Regions from separate parts of the Homo sapiens genome. Here region 1 is linked to region 2. A link is a loop called in an ENCODE intact Hi-C map of the cell type or tissue named here. Cell type or tissue: Caco-2. All regions are shown on one strand. Each heading gives the region's core, and the rest is flanking DNA. Links, peaks and the distances in the headings are about the cores only. Region 1 overlaps FNDC3A (fibronectin type III domain containing 3A). Region 2 has its middle 21 kb from the start of ARL11.

The links. Hi-C counts contacts between places; a loop is a spot of excess contacts. Peaks named below come from ENCODE experiments on the same cell type or tissue, not always from the same donor. Only the 100,000 strongest peaks of a DNase experiment are listed, where the experiment ranks them.
Region 1: a loop joins it to region 2, with 2.8 times the contacts of the local background. A loop is called at or near these places in 2 of 110 quality-filtered maps.

The regions. Positions count from the first base shown.
Region 1 is chr13:49,106,550-49,114,965 of GRCh38, forward strand. FNDC3A (fibronectin type III domain containing 3A) reads left to right here. Exons shown (of 26, transcript NM_001079673.2): 4 at 8,106-8,182. Among named protein-coding and RNA genes, the nearest start is that of MLNR, 110 kb to the right of the region's middle. RefSeq lists enhancers at 6,269-6,773, 6,774-7,277. In Caco-2, for the core only: no CTCF peak of the experiment used is centred there; a DNase peak (open chromatin) is centred at 3,692; H3K4me3 peaks cover 1,548 bases.
Region 2 is chr13:49,603,602-49,611,842 of GRCh38, forward strand. No RefSeq gene overlaps it. Among named protein-coding and RNA genes, the nearest start is that of ARL11, 21 kb to the right of the region's middle. RefSeq lists an enhancer at 3,285-3,504. In Caco-2, for the core only: a CTCF peak has its summit at 3,638; a DNase peak (open chromatin) is centred at 3,620.

The DNA of each region.
Region 1 (8,416 bases), core at 138-8,137, 500 kb before region 2:
AGTGATCCACCTCAGCTTCCCAAAGTGCCGGCATTACAGGCGCGAAGCAGCACACCCAGCCTCTCTTTTTTATTTTATAGCATTTATCACTTTCAAATATACTTCGTGATTTACTTGAATATGATTTACTTATTTACCATGTTATTATTTTCTTCCTCTAGTGCCCAGAACACTATCTGGCACATTGTAGATAATCTATATATGTTTGTTAAGTGAATGAAAGCAAAAAAAAAAAAAAAAAAAACCAACAACAACAGAAACTGAAAAGAGCCCAAAAGCTAATGACAGAATAAACAAATTATAGTTATTTACATAAAAACATAAATGAAAATGAGGAAACTACAGCTATATGAAACTACATAGATAAGTCCTAGAAATCATAATATTGTTTAGGGATATATGTGATTTTTTTGTAGGAAATTATTTTTAAAAGAAAGGTAAGAATAAACTCAAAATTCAGGATAATGGAGACATGAGTGGCACAAAGTGATGGATTAGATGGTGAAGGAGCACATGGATGCAACAGTGTTGGTATGATCTGTTTCTTGGCTTGGATGGTGGATTTGAAACAGTCACTTTAATGACTTGCACTATTTTCTTTTGTATGTATCAAATATTGCATAATCAAAATTTTATTTAAAATGTGAAAGTGAATGTAAGGTCAGAAAATAGAGTCATGTTATAGAGTTAATGTTATATAGAGTTATGTTAGAAAGTAGAGTTATATAGAGTTATGTTAGAAAATAGAGTTACTGTTAATTTTGAGAAGTTTGAGAAAAGAGTGGTAGCTGGATGGTATGATGGGGCAGAAAAAAAGTGTCAGTGAGAGATGGATGATATGCATGGTTTATGTGTGAAACTTTACCATGTTTATGGGCACAGATGCAATGGTTCAAAGAGACTGAACAAAGGAAAAGGTAAAAATACCTGACAGGACGGAAATGACCAGTGAAGCCAAGTCCAAGTGGAGGATCAGATCAAGAGTAAAAGAGGAAAGATACCTTTGATCTAGTGAAGGAACAATGCTTCTTCTGCAAATAGAGGAAAGGAATTAGAAAAGTGTGTATGTAATATTGAGTTCAGTTCCATAACATCAAGAGTTCAGTTTCATGTCAAATAATGTGAAGAGTTCAATTTCGAGATATGGTTGAAGTCAGGTTGGGGAGGGCTCTTAAAGTGTAACGAGAATCTCTGATAATCATCCTAGAAAACAGTGTAAGGGATTGACCAGGGAAAGATTCATGAAAGGATTCCTGAGCAGTGCTGACAGCTGAGTTAAGGCTGAAGATACTAAATTTATAAACATGCCAGTCTGAGTACTGCTTGATTTCTACAGCTCAGGTGTAAGAGAAGACGGATTGAACTTGGAGATTTTCAGGAGATGGGGAAGTCAAAGGAAGACATGGATGAGAAAGGAAATCAGGCTATGAAGGCAGTGTTGGATCAGGAGAAAAGGGAGATCACTATGAAGAACAAATGTAGAAGAAAGAGAACTGGAGAGATGAAAGAAAGATATGATGGCCACATGAAAGTTTGATATTTCAAAGATGAGATAGTGGAGTTCTAAGTAATAAGTTCCAGGATGTATCTTTGAACATGGGTTACTAAAAATAGAATGAAAGACACGAGTTCAAGGAATTTTAAGCCTAGATTTTGGACATTAAAGTCATGCTGATAGACAAGAGTTGGGATAGAGAACAAAATTGATCACAGCGCCAAAGTTCTCAATAAATGAGGACTCAGCCTTAAAGCATTGAGAAGGGGTAGAGGGTTGTATGCACATATGCCGTGATCTCAAGGAAGAAGGAACTTTAGCATGAAACAGGAACAACAGTGGTGAAGGGAAGCAGCCTTGGAGTATCTGCAGACTACCAACACTGCTTCAGGAGAGGATAGGAAGTCTCTGCTCCTGGGGCATGCTGGGGAAAGTTTTCTACAGGACATCCATGCTTCATTTCAAGGCAACACAGGAACAAGTGTTCTGTAAAAAGGTTGAGGATATAGGAGAATTTATTTATAATGGAAAAAAACTTTCTAGTGAGCATAATGGAAAGGATTGAAAGGAGATGATAAGTTAAATAGTCAAGAAATAGAAATACAGGCTGTGTGCAAATGTGAGCCAAAATAAGAAGGTGGGCTGCAGAGGCTTGCTTTTTGTTTAGGGGCTGAAGATCAGAGACATGGTCGGATTTACAGGGGGGCTGGGTCTAACGTATATGAGTACATTCTGTTGAGACCAGGAGACTCCTTGCCCTTTGGTCTCGTTTTTCAGGGCAACCCTGCCTTTTCATAGGAATTTTGAAGTTAACAATTACCTTTCCCCACTTGTAAGAATAGGCCCTTACTGTCTTATCTCCTCTGGGGTGTCTTACATATATTTATTGAGACCTATTTCTCTAGGTTATCCTTTGCCAGTTGTTTTCCACCTTTGTGTGAGATGGGGCCTTTGAACATAGTTTACACTTTTTGAAAAGTATAGCCTTATTATTAGATAATCCTGCCTTTGCCTCGCTTTGTGCCCTTGGCATGTTACTCTGCTTCAGTTTTCTTACCTGGAAATGATGCTCACTTCACTTGTTAGGATTAAGTGAGTTAACGCAAGTAAAACACTCCAAATGATGCCTAGTATGTACTCTGCACTATGTGGTTATTTTTGAAAACATGGTGATCATACTTTTACATATTATAACTATTTACTGAGTATCATCAACCAATATACTTGATACTTTAAATTTATTTAATTTCATTCTCACAACAATGCTATGATGTTGATTAACCTTGTCACTGAAATAAGCTAAGACTTCAGAGAAGAGCAGTAAATTGCCTTGCTAATAAATACTGAAGCTGTTATTAAAATATATCTTTTAATACCAAAATTCACTTTCTTTCCACTGTACAACTTGTTACAAACCACTGTCATTATCATTACCTGTATATTTTTGTTAGCTGTTAATAAATTTCCTCTGAAGTTACATAGCACCATAAAGTAATGAAAGATCTCCAAAAGTTCTTATTCTTTCCTGTTGTAACTGGACATCTTTGGTCTCCTTTCTGGTCTCTACTTGTTCTTGGATAGAGAACTCTGAACCTGCACCTGAGGCTGTCTTTTCAGATTCGTGGATATGAGTAAGAATGCCATCTACTGAGCACCTGCACTTTAATTTAAATCTTAAATTTAAAAAAATCAGAAAGAAAATAAAACCAATAATGAAAGTGGTAGTCTTTATTCTCTTAAGAGGCAAATAACAGCCTGAAACATAAATCCCACCTTTGAGACACATGTCTATCAAACCTATATTCTATACACAATTATTTGTGTATTGTGGATATTCCTTAAGGATTGAGTATGGAGAATTACGTTATACAATGACATTTCAGACTGAATCTTTTAAATTAATATTATCTCAAATGTTCTAAATGAAAATTAGCGGCAGGCTGCATGAGTAAAAAATTAGAAGATAGCACCTGTGGTGTTATTGAACACAAAGAGAATCATTGTACATCAAATATATATTTCTGAAAAGTATACTTTGATGAGCTTTTGAATTGGTTCATAAGGAAGTCTGAAAGATGGTCAAATTCAGGGCAGCAGCAGTAGAAATCATTTAATCTTTTTTTTCCCCTATATCAGAAATGCTGCAAGCGGGAACGTTTGCTTTTTTTTCCCCCTTGCCCTTTCCTGGGTCACTGCAGGTCACGTGATGACTGTCACGTGACTCGGTCAAAGGATCTTTTCCTCTTACAGCCTTGCAAAAAAAAAAAAAGCCGTTCTCCAATTAAAGCTGTTAACGTGTACTACGCTGTTTCCTTGTTGGATTTTCTTGTTCTCTGCTGCTACTGTAAAAACGAAATGAGTGGTAAGATTTGCTGTTTTCGAACATTCTGCTTTTATTTTAAGACAGAAAGCATTGTATTAATCTAAAGTCATGCCGTGTGTTTTTAAAAATAGATGCTAAATATCATCGCCATAAAATATTTTAAATTGTTGCCATGTAAATACAAAAAGGTTAGACTATGTAGAGTTATTTTGTAATTTTGTATTCCACGGAATATTCCATTCTAGGATCTTTATTTTACTAGGTTTTTCTTCTAGAGCTAAAATCTGAAAATTGGCATCAGATTATTTGGAAGCCATTGTGAACGCTGGCTTATAGAGAATGTGTAGCACAGCGGCAGCACGTTGCATTTTAAGAATTAAAACTCCTGGACAAATTTGTAATTTTATTTAAAAAAAACCTCTTAAATATGAATGTATATTAACAAGGAAAGATAAAGAAGAATTTAAGTTATACTAGTTGAAATATCTTCTTTAAGTCAGTGATGGCACTTTTTAAGAAGCAGGGGTGGGGAGCTTCTCAAATTTCTTAAGACAATTGGTTAGAATTGTTTACTCTTCTGCAGGTTTTTGAAATAGGAAATGTATCCTTAATAGCTCCATGATTGGGGTAAATCATGCTCAAATCACATAGATTATAAAGGAGCTGCTAAGTGTATGCACAGTTGTTGTCAGGTATTGCTACTCTTGTGCCAGGCATACATTTGTCAATAGGATCTGAGTTTCTTCCTTGGGACAAAATCTCCCTCATTGCATACAAATTTAAGTCAGTTTGTAGTTAATTTTCTGTTACTTTCTAAATTAAAAAGTATTGTTGGAACTAAGGAGCTAATCAAACATTTACATCATTAAATATGCAAGGCTTTAAGGTTTCGCTACTATAGACACAGGAGTAACAACAGACATGAGATGCTGTAAACGTTGTAGTTCTAAACATCGATACTTGTATTTATTATGTTTATACAATAGGGGTTTGCATTCAGTGTTGAATGTTACTTCACAGCAATATTTTAGGCATTAAATATGATACCGATAAATTGTCTTTTTAAAAGAAAATCTGGCCGGGCATGGTGGCTCACACCTGTAATCCTAGCACTTTGGGAGCCCGAGGCAGGTGGATCACCTGAGGTTAGGAGTTCAAGACCAGCCTGGCCAACATGGTGAAACCCCGTCTCTACTAAAAATACAAAAATTAGCCGGGCGTGGTGGCACATGCATGTAATCCCAGCTACTCGGGAGGCTGAAGCAGAAGAATCACTTGAACCCAGGAGGAAGAGGTTGCATTGAGCTGAGATAGCGCCACTGCACTCCAGCCTGGGCAACAGAGTAAAACTCCGTCTCAAAAAAAAAAAAAAAAAATCTAACCATGTACAATTTCTGCCTCAGGATAAAAAAAAAATTTTTTTGCTAGAGTGAAAGGATTACTTCGTAAAGAAGTAAGTTAATCAGTCTTTTTCCTGGACTACATCTAGTAATATATTTACTACTGGTTTATTTTAGCTTACATTTCTCTTTTCAGCATCACACTTAGATATAATTAAAAAACAAAGTAGAATCTTGTATTACCAAATTATAAACTATTTTAGCGGCTATCAAAGTATAAAATGGTTTGAATTGTAACTACATATATATTCGTATTTCTGGTAAAAGGAGGGCCACTTGAAGCAATTGTGTGATTTTACTATTTTAAATGTAATTAGCAATAACTTATTATTCTGATGGCAAAAGAAAAACCTATTCTGATGACTTGATGTAAGGATTAAATTTGACAGCATATAAAAGGACCCACAGTAAAAGTGCAATGCTAATGGCCTTTATTAACATTATAAAATATGATTTTCAGTGAATTCTCTGTCAAGTTCTCAGCTGAATTTCACATATTGTAAGTAATACCTAAGCCACCTGTAAGGATTCAGGAAGTTAGTTTACTGTAGTTTTATATAAATTAGCTAATGGAAGTAAACCAGCATTAGTTTAAAACAGTTCTCATTTCTCTTGAGTCTAGAATATAGGAGCTAAAAGGTGAGTTTTGCATGAAGCTTTTCTGCCTAGAGGTATAAAGCAGCTCACAAGTTTTATTCAGTAAATTAATAGGTAATGTTTGCTTAAACTTAAGAAAATTTTATTCTTTCTCTCATGTTTTTACGGATGTAAAGACAACAAAGGCCTTAATTTTCCTTAGAGGCTTTAGAGCATTGTTCTTAAGCCTCAAATTATATCAGTTGCCAATACTGCATAGTATTTTAATGTTTACTAAAAATGTGGTAAGGATATGTCCTTAGAAATAAAACTACCTGGTTTTGAATCCCACTTCTACCACTTGGGGAGCTTAACCTCTCTGTGCCTCAGTTTCCACATCTAGAAAATGGAGATGATGATGATGATGATATTTACCTGATAGAATGATTATGAGGAGAAAAAATATGTAAAAGGCCTGGCACATAGTAAGTTAGTATTAGCTATATATAATTAAAATAATATTCTGGACAACTTCATGTATTTGGTGGTGGTCTTGTTTTGGATGGGAAGAGTATCTTATTGAAAAGTTCTTTTCACAGCCAGATATTATATAGTGTAATTTAGTGTTCTACACAAACACTTCTTACTTTCTCTCAACCACTTCAGTCTTATCCCTACTTTCTCTTCCCCTCCCCACCTCTTCTGTCCTTTCCCTCCCCTCCCCCTTTCTCCTATTTCTCCACATCGTTCCTCCTCCCCCTTACCCTTCTGTTTTCTCCTCTCCCTCCCTTCTTGTCTTCTCTTCACTCTCCTTTACTGCCTCTTGTCCCCTTTCTTATCCCTCCCTTTTCTTCTCTTACCTCTCGCCTCTCTCCTTCTCTCCCCTCTTGCCTTTCTCCTCTCCTTGCTTGCTTCCCCCTTTTTTCCTCCACTTTCCCCACTTTCCTTACCCCTGTTTAGTATTTTCCGTCACCCCGTTTAGTAGTTTCCCTCTTACACCCCCTTTCTTTTGTATTCTCTTTTCTCTTCCCTAGCTCTCTCATCTCCCTAGCCCTAATTTCATCACCACTGTGTGGTTCTGTCCTCACCCCTTGCCTTCCCTAGAAAGGGCAGAATGGCTGTAATCCGGATTTGTTGTGACCTCCATGTCCTTTATTCTGATTTTCTGAAGTATGTATAATATTAACAGAGTTACTTGTTTTCTACCCTACATTTGAGCTTTTCCTCCTTTATTTCTTTTATAGCTGAGAGCCATTATATAATGGTAGATTATAATTCTGCATATAAAAGAGATCCTTCCCCCTTTACATTCCTCATCAGACCTTTGTTCTTATTCCCTTAGAAATAAGTAATTTCTTTGAAAAGGTTTCATTTCAGGTTATAAAAAACTGGTGGGCATGAGGGGACACTGCAGTGTAAAGTTACAGGAAGAAAGGAACTGAAGGGGGGTAAGAGACTTTTTTAAAAGTTACATAAAGCAACTAAGATTTTAGTTCCTAGAAAGAACAAAACACACCTTCTCCAAATGCTTCTTTTGTTCCCAGAAATGTTAAAAGAGAAGGTAAACTAGAGATAATAGTTATAAAAGTTAATTGGAAAACCTAACACTATAAAAGTGAAAGGAAGTGTAGAGTGAGAGAAGCTGAATTTTCTTTTTTAGAACTTTTTAGTGTGAGAAACAAAAAAAAATTTTTTTTTCCTTTGGGTAAGTACACGTGTGGCATTTCTCTTTGTTCTTAAGCCCCCATAGACATGAGTCACACATTACACAAGTATTTTAACCCTAACAAAGCAAGTTCCAAATTTCTAACTATTCTTCCTCTTGCTGCTTTTCACTCTTGCTTTTTTATTTTGTCCCTGTAACTTTTGAAAATTTTGCCTTTTGTATTTTTCATTGATTTTATATGCAGAGTTTAGTTTGATTTTTCTCTAGGTCAGTGTTTCTAAACTTACACTATTATAAGAGTCACCTGGGATATTTGTAAAGTGAATATAATGATTCAAGACCCCATTGACTAAGAATCTCTAGGAGAGCCTGTTAATATGTTTTAAAAAGCCCTCCAACCTCCCCGCCCCCCACCACCCCTACCCCAGCAACTTTAAAAAACACAAATGTAGGTAAAGGGTAATTTGTGCACTTTACAAGATAAATTTTTATAACAAGTCAATCATCTGAATTTCTTTTTATAAAAATGTAGTTACTGTTGGCTTGAGTGTTTAGATGAAGTATTCAAAATGTAATTCAAATTGTTTTCAACTTTAGCCTGATAAGCAATCATGGGTTAATACATCATTTATGTGACCCATTCAGGTCCTGCTCAGGTTCCAATGATGTCCCCAAATGGTTCTGTGCCTCCTATCTATGTGCCTCCTGGATATGCCCCACAGGTATGTTTTTATGCTATTTTTCTTTTCATATTTGTATAATAGTGATAATGTTATTCTCTTTGACTTTGATTTTGATTTAAAAAAACCATTTAATTACTGAGGCTTACCAAGTGTTGTGTATCTATCATAAATCTATTTCAAGTATTTTAGTACATTTGGAAAGGAAGAAAAATTTTTATTGGCAGCACTCATCATTTGTCCTTGTCTTTGGGTGTTAAGTCACAAAAGAAAATT
Region 2 (8,241 bases), core at 1-8,000:
CTGAGGCTTCACTTGAGTCCAGGAATTCGGGCTGTAGTGCACTATCATGGTGGCTGTGAATAGCTGCTGTACTCCAGCCTGGGCAATGTAGCAGACCCAGTCTTTAATTTAAAAAAAAAAAAAAAAAGGACATATCCTAATCTGTCATGGGAGTAGAGTTAAAAAAAAAGGGGGGGGGGTAATCATTATGTGAAATACTGAGAGAAATCATTTAATGAATCATAATATGGACTGAAGTAAACACAAGGATGAAATAATTGAAAATACTGTTTTCAATATGACACCAACTTCAGTATTTTATCTCATTTCCCTTCTTGTATATGCCATTAAATTTTCAAAAAATGTAGCAAATATAAATACAAGATGTTGACTTTCTGTGAGTTACATATATGAATAGCTTACAGTTTTACTGCTTCTACATACAACTTTATTTCCTAGACTTTCTCTAGCTTAAAAAAATCCTGCAGACAAGATCACCATTATATTGCTTGTGTTTTAAGTTCAGGGCTGTAGGCTTCTGGTTTGTAATACTGAGAGAAACGCTATTAATAGTATTCCTAAAGGCATAAAGCTTTCCTCCAAACCATGACTCTCGGACCAAGGCTCCTTTCATTTTGTGGCCCTGCCATCTTCAACAAGTGGCTTCCAGGGTCTTTGCAGAAGGGGAAAGAACAAGGAGGACCACCGTGGGAGAGCTGCGTGTGAGCTTAGCCTGGAAATAGCACGCTTCTCTTCCTTTTGTTACAGTAGGTAGTAGGCAGACATGAGCAGGGCAGGAAAGCACCCCCCTACCACAACCAGGAATGTCAGGAAACCATCAGGTAATGGTCAGGCGGTTGTTAACTGTCTCTCTAAAATAATAATTGGTTGCAGCCAGCGCCAGAGAAAGGCAGGCTCTCAATAAATAGAAAACACCCGAAACTGGTGATCAGCAGCTTCCTGGTAAGATCTCAGGAGTTGGGTGAGTGGGCTCAAGCATGAAAACTAAGGCAAAATGGCAGAGTTTAACCAGTATATGACCTTCCTCTAGAACACTCAACTGGTAAGGGAAAAACGCCTCAAGTGAGCATGTGCACAGCTTCAGTAAACACACTGCACATGCGGCTCCTCCCAAGTGCTGGCAGGCCAGTGCGAATGCAGACAGCCCACCCCAAAGGAAGAACTGGGAGAAGAGATGTTACCCACTGGAAGCATGCCAGTGTATAAAGCCCCGAGTCAAAGGTCAAACTGTACACTTGAATCTTTCACGTTACCTGCTTGGCCCTCTTCCAAGTGTACTTTTTTAAAATTCCTGCTCTAAAACTTTTTAAAGACTTTCACTCCTGCTCTAAAACTTGCCTCAGTCTCTCCCTCTGCCTTATGCCCCTCAGTCAAGTTCTTTCTTCTGAGGTGGCAAGAATTGAGGCTGCTGCAGACCTGTACAGATTCACTGCTGCTAACACTTTCACATTCCACTGATCAGGACTCAGTTGCATGGCCACAGCTAACTTAAGTGAAGATGGAAAATGTGGTTTAACTGTTTGCTCAGGAAGAAAAAGAAACAGTTTAGTAAACAGTTGGCCAGTCTCTGCCATACATACGTTTTTCCCATTTAATCCTAACAACCCTATAAGATATGTGCAGTAACTTATCCCACTTTATGGATGAGGAAATTGAAATCTTTTTTACGTGTACAAATTTATGGGGTACATGTGAAATTTAGTTACATGTATATAATGTGGACTAATCAAGTCTCGTTTTTTTTGTTTTGCATTTTTTTTTGTTTGTTTTTTCTTTTTTTTGAGACAGGGTCTTGCTCATGGCTCATTGCAGCCTTGACCTCCCAGGCTTCAGCAATCCTCCTATCTCAGCTTCCCTGGTAGCTAGGACTATAAGTGCATGCCACTGTGCCTGGCTAATTTTTTTATTTTTTGTAAAGACGGAGTTTCACCATGTTGCATAGGCTGGTCTCTAACTCCTAAACTCAAACCATCTGCCCACCTGGGTCTCCCAAAGTGCTGAGATTACAGGTGTGAGCCACCATGCCTGGAAAGAAACTGAAATTTTGATAGGCTGAGTACCATACCTAATACCTCACAGTTAATAAATGGCAGAACTCAAACTCAAACCTAGGCAGTCCAACTCCAGAAACCATATTCTTTAAAAAGCTACTGTAACATGACTGATATTCCTTTTACTGAAGAAGAATATTTAAGCCTTTTTTAATTGTAAGAGGGGTATGATAATTATGGAACTTTAAGTAAATACAAACCCATCATTTTGGAGAAGATGATACTGAGATTTAGAGGCGGAATGTTCTACTGAAGGTTAAATCATTGCTGCCTATGTACCATACGATGTAAAGTAACATTTTTTTAAAGAGAATGCAATCTTGGCCGAGCGCAGTGGGCCTGTAATCCCAGCACTTTGAGAGGCCGAGGTGGGCGGACCACTTGAGGTCAGGAGTTCAAGACCAGCCTGGCCAATATGGTGAAACCCCGTCTCTACTAAAAATACAAAAATTAGGCCAGGCACGGTGGCTCACACCTGTAATCCCAGCACTTTGGAAGGTCAAGGCGGGTGGATCACCTGAGGTCAGGAGTTCAAGACCAGCCTGGCCAACATGGAGAAACCCCGTCTCTACTAAAAATACAAAAAAAAAATTAGCCAGGTGTGGTGGCACATGCCTGTAATCCCGGCTACTTGGGAGGCTGAGGCAGGAGAATCACTTGAACCTGGGAGGCGGAGGTTGCAGTGAGCCAAGATCATGCCATTGCACTCCAGCCTGGGCAACAAGAGTGAAACTCCGTCTCAAAAAAAAAAATTAGCCAGGCATGGTGGTGGGCGCCTGTAATCCCAGCTATTCGGGAGGCTGAGACAGGAAAATCACTTGAAACCAGGAGGTAGAGGCTTCAGTGAGCCAAGATCACACCACTGCACTCCAGCCTGGGGGACAGAGCAAGACTCTGTCTCAAAAATAAAAATAAAAATAAAAAAAAGAAAATACAATCTTCACAACTTAATAACTTATGTTATTCTTTCTAAAAATTAATTTCCTAAACCATGTAGTTTAATGTGATTTAATGTAGTTAAATACTAGCATTAAAACTTGTTTCTTGAAGGGCGCAGTGGCTCACACCTGTAATCCCAGCATTTTGGGAGGCTGAGGAGGGCAGATCGCCTGAAGTCAGGAGTTCGAGACCAGCCTGGCTAACATGGCGAAAACCCATCTTTAGTTAAAATACAAAAATTAGCTGGGTTTGGTGGTGCATGCCTGTAATCCCAGCTGCTCGGGAGGCTGAGGCACAAGAATTGCTTGAGCCCGGGAGATGGAGGTTGTAGTGAGCCGATATCGCACCACTGCACTCCAGCCTGGGCTACAGAGACTCTGTCAAAAAAAAAAGAAAAGAAAAGAAAAGCAGAAACTTGTTTCTTGATGAAGTTTGTTTTCCTGGGATCACACACAGATCTCCCACGGTGGTCCTTCTTGTTCTTTCTCCTTCTGCAAAGACCCTGGAAACCGCTTGTTGAAGATGGCGGGGCCACAGAATGAAAGGAGCCTTGGTCCCTGAGTCACGGCTTGGAGGAAAGCTTTATGGCGTTTAGGAACACTATTGTTTGTTGGTCCTGAAGAGGAAGTACTTCACAGAGCAAGCCTGCCACCATGTGGCGCGGGCCCAAACCTAGCATCAGTTAAAGGTTCATTCTCATTTACTTGGTTGCCTCTGGTTCACTTACTAACCAATCTAGATTTAATGCTGTCTAATAAGAAATTAATACCCAGGTGTATTCTATAGGTTTAAGTAGTTTTTAATTTCAAGATACATTTCTTCAATTCTGAAATTATTGCAATATTTCCAAACTGGCTACAGGAGTGACCACAACATTTATAATATGATCCAGGCACATTCACAAGAGGACTACTTCAGTGCATCACAAACATGGAAACAAACTCAGCAATTTGTAGGATTTATCTCAGTTCACTCAAAAGTTGGTCAATGAGCCAGATTAGAAGGCAGAATTCCGGCCAGGTGTGGTGGGTCATGCCTGTAATCACAGTGCTTTGGGAAGCTGAGGTGGGAGGATTGCTTGAGCCCAGGAATTTGAGACCAGCCTGGGCAACAGGGTGAGACCTTGTCGCTATAAAAAATAAAAAAATAAGAGGCAGAATTCCTTGGAATGGAAACAGGTAGTGTGAAGGACTGCCAAAAATGGATGAAAAACCCTCATGGAAGGAGAGTCAGAACTTAACAGTTTCCTAGAGTTTTAACACCGTATAAGCTCACTATGTTCTAGCATGCCAGGCTGACGTTTCCCAGAACTCTCTCTACATTTATCAAGACAGGAATGACATCGGAAGTTGTTTGCAAGACTATAGGTCTAGCAGGTGGCTAAGAGGAAGTCTGGTATTGCTGCTGCGTCTATTTTTATGTATTTATTCATTTATTTTTTAAGACGAAGTCTCACTCTGTTGCCCAGCCAGGAGTGCAGTGGTGCAATCTCAGCTCACTGCAACCTCCACCTCCTGGGTTCAAGCAATTCTCCCACCTCAGCCTCCTGACCACCTCCCAGGTTCAAGCAATTCTCCTGCCTCACCCTCCCGAGTAGCTGAGATTACAGGTGCGTGCCACCACACCTGGCTAATTTTGTATTTTTAATAGAGGGGTTTTACCATGTTGGCCAGGTTGGTGTCGAACTCTTGGCCTCAAGAGATCTGCCCACCTCAGCCTCCCAAAGAGCTGGGATTACAGGCATAAGCCACTGTGCCTGGCCTTGGTATAGCTGCTGCTTCTAACACTTGCTTCTAATGATTGGTGGGTGGAGGCAGCAGTACTCACATTCTGATACAGTTATTAAATGTTCCTTTTTTTCTTTGGTCCTATTACTACTTCTTTCTTTTTCTACCACTGCAAACTCTGAAATATCTATTACACATAAAATGTCAACTATAACTCACCTGATTTCACTGTAGAAAGCAATTAAAAGGGAAAAATTGTATTTACTTGAGGGTGAAAAAAAAAACCCACATCATCCTTTTCTTTATGTTCCTTTTTTACACTGATATATAAACTTGTTATTTCCACCTAACTAAATTGATTCATTTAATCCAGTGACTGTGGTTAAATTGAAAAAAGGTTTGAAAAGAGGGGGTGTCTATGGAAACCCAAACTTCTTCACACTCCAGCTTTTTCACTACCTTCTCACCTCCCCAGCTTCCACATTTTCGCAAGCATGGGTATATATGTCCCAAGGCTGTGGTTCCCAGGGGCCAAAAGTATATGAATAAGCCTATATTATGTAAACCTTTCATCTTTTAGGACATGCTGTGCCTTCCATTTAGAGCATTTATCATCTCCATTCTGATCACCATGTAACCAGATATGATGGGCCCAGTGATAGCTTCCCTAGAAGCCTCATCACTCCTTGTTCTAGAAAGGTCAGGTGCAGATGGCCTGACTCAGCCCAGCTCTAGAGACTGGGACACATCTCTGGTTCTTGTTCATTCTTCTCTTTGGCCTATGTGTTACAAATCAGCCTTCCTTATCATTGAAGTAGTATGTATGGGCTTAGGAAAGAGATCACTTCCTTTTTCTTAAAGAGCTCACCATATGGTCTAATCTAAACTAGCTCAGCAGGATTCTATAGTGGGATCTGAGGTTTTAGTGAAATTAAATGTGCTATTTAGATGAATATTGTCTAGATTCCCTATTTAAAGGAAAAATGGTTCCTTTCCATATAAAATAAATGTATTGTTTCTGTAAGAAATTTCTTACATTCTTTTCTCTAATCATCTCTTTGCAATATGTGATGGATATTGCTTTTTTTTTTTTAAGAGGCAAGGTCTTGCTCGCATGATCATAGCTCATGGTGGCCTCTACCTCCTGGGTTCAAGTGATCCTCCCACCTCAGCCTAGCTGAGACTACAGCCTACCTGGGACTACAGGTGTGTGCCACCATGCCTGACTAAAAAAAAAATTGTTTTTGTAGAGACAGGATCTCACTATGTTGCCCAGGCTGGTCTCAAACTCCTGGCTTCAAGCAATTCTCCTGTCTTGGCTTCCCAGAGTGCTGGGATTACAGGTGTGAGTCACTGTGCCTGGCCAAGTTATTGCTAAATATTAACTGAATTACAATTGATAAAAAATAATATCCCACTTATGTTCTAAAATATTCCAGACTAAAATATAACATCCTTAAATATTATTTGCTATTGTATACTAACCTTTACCTATGTAGCCAGATTTCACAAATCTTACAATATAAATTTTCCCCAAGTCTTCTCCATGAATTATATTCCTTTGTATATGAGGAAAAACAAATGGCAACTGCTGTTTCTTTGTATGTGCTCATAATTGAATTTAAGGGGTCCTCAAACTTATAAAGGATATCTGTCAAGAACCTAGAGAAAATATTACATTTAATGGTAAAACATTAGAAACATCACCACTGAAGTGATGTATGGATTTTTACAAAATATGGTCACAAATTCTTTGGCACCCCACCCATTGAGAGGTGGCATCTTTGTACCCTCCCTTTGAATTCGGATAGACTTAACGATTTGCTTGCAAACAATAAAATGCAGAATAAGTGGTACACACTGAGAAGTGTGGCTTCTCAGGCTAGGTCAGAAAAGGTGACACAGATTCCTACTTGTTCACTGGAATACTTGGTCTCAGATCCCTGAGCCTCCACATAAGTGGTCTGACTACCCTGAGAATGCCATGTTGGAAAGAGGCCAACTAACATGTAGAGGCCATCTGTAAGCACTCCAGTTGCTAGTCTCACTGAGCCCCCAGCTGACAGCAGCATCAACTGTCAGCCATGTGAGTGAGCCATTCTGGACATCCAGCCTAGGTGAACCGTCAGGTGACTTCATCCCCAGCTGACATCTGACTGCAGCTGCTTGAGATACCCTAAGTGAGAACAATGTGATCTAGCCCTTCTTGAAATCCTGACCCTCAAAATCATAAGCAAAACAAAATAATTGTTTTAAGCCACTAAATTTTGAGGTAATTTGCTTCACAGCAATAGTAACAAAAACAGACAAGGATTAGGAAAGTATGCCCTCTGTCACTGCTGTTATTTAATATTCAACTAGAACTTATGGACCAATAAGTAAATGAAACGGGAGGCCTAATGTTGGAAGGAATTAAACACGACCATCGTTTGCAGACAATGATTGTCTCCATAGACAAGTCAAGAGAATCCACTAAAAAAACAATTAGAACAAAGAAGAGTTCAGTATAAGTTTAATTTAATATAGGAAAGACATATAAAAATTAATAACTAATTAGAAAATGTATTTAGACAAAAGCGCCATTACCAATAACAGTAAAAACCCTAAAATACTTAGTAATAAAGTTTAAAAATACATAAAGGCTATATGGAGAAAATGTCTAAAGTTCACTAAAGGGCAGAATTTCTAGGAATAGTATCATAGAAGACATTGGGCAATTTCTTCCATAGATAATGATTATAAAAACTGGACAAATTTCTTAAAAACAACTATTTGTTGGTGTTTTTGTTAGATGACTCTTGAGAAGGGTTTACTCTTGAATGACGGATACTGCATCAGGTAAAAACTAAGAGTTTGTGACCCCTAAGCAGGGGGTCACTCCCCAACACCCTCCAGCTCTAGTGGCAGAAAACCACAGCCATACCAGCTTGAGGTGTCAGAGAATAAAGTTTAAGGCAGCAGACAACTGGATATTCAAGGGGGGAATCCTGTAAAAATGAGAGCCAGAGCCACAGAAGGACTGAATTGAAAAGCTGAGTATAAGCTCCGCTCAAATCCCTGCCTGCCTGCTAAACTGCTGAGACACACAAGAGACCCCAGGCAGCCCAGTGAAAAAGCAAGCAGAGACTAGAGAGGCATCTACCCTTGTGAGACAGAACTGCTCCTGGTGAGGTTTGTGAGTTTGCTGCACTGTTGACTTAACATGCACAAAGCTCAGGTCTTGCAGAAAGCAAAAACCTTATTGGCTTGAGGTGCCACTGGGCAGAACTTGGGGCTGGCAGAGCAACTGGATATTTAGGAAGAAAGCAAGGGAGCTGTACAGTAGGTAAGCTTCAATACCTGAATATAAATTCTTTCCAAATCTGTGGCTGACCCTAAACTACACAGGCTCAGGAAAGACTCCCAGGCACTAGGCCAAAAAAGAAGCAACTGGATCCTGAGAAAACTGTGCAGAAGAATACATCAACTACTATAAATTGCTGGGGACAGATTTTTCAGTTTAAATGCAGGCAGGTTAACTGCCT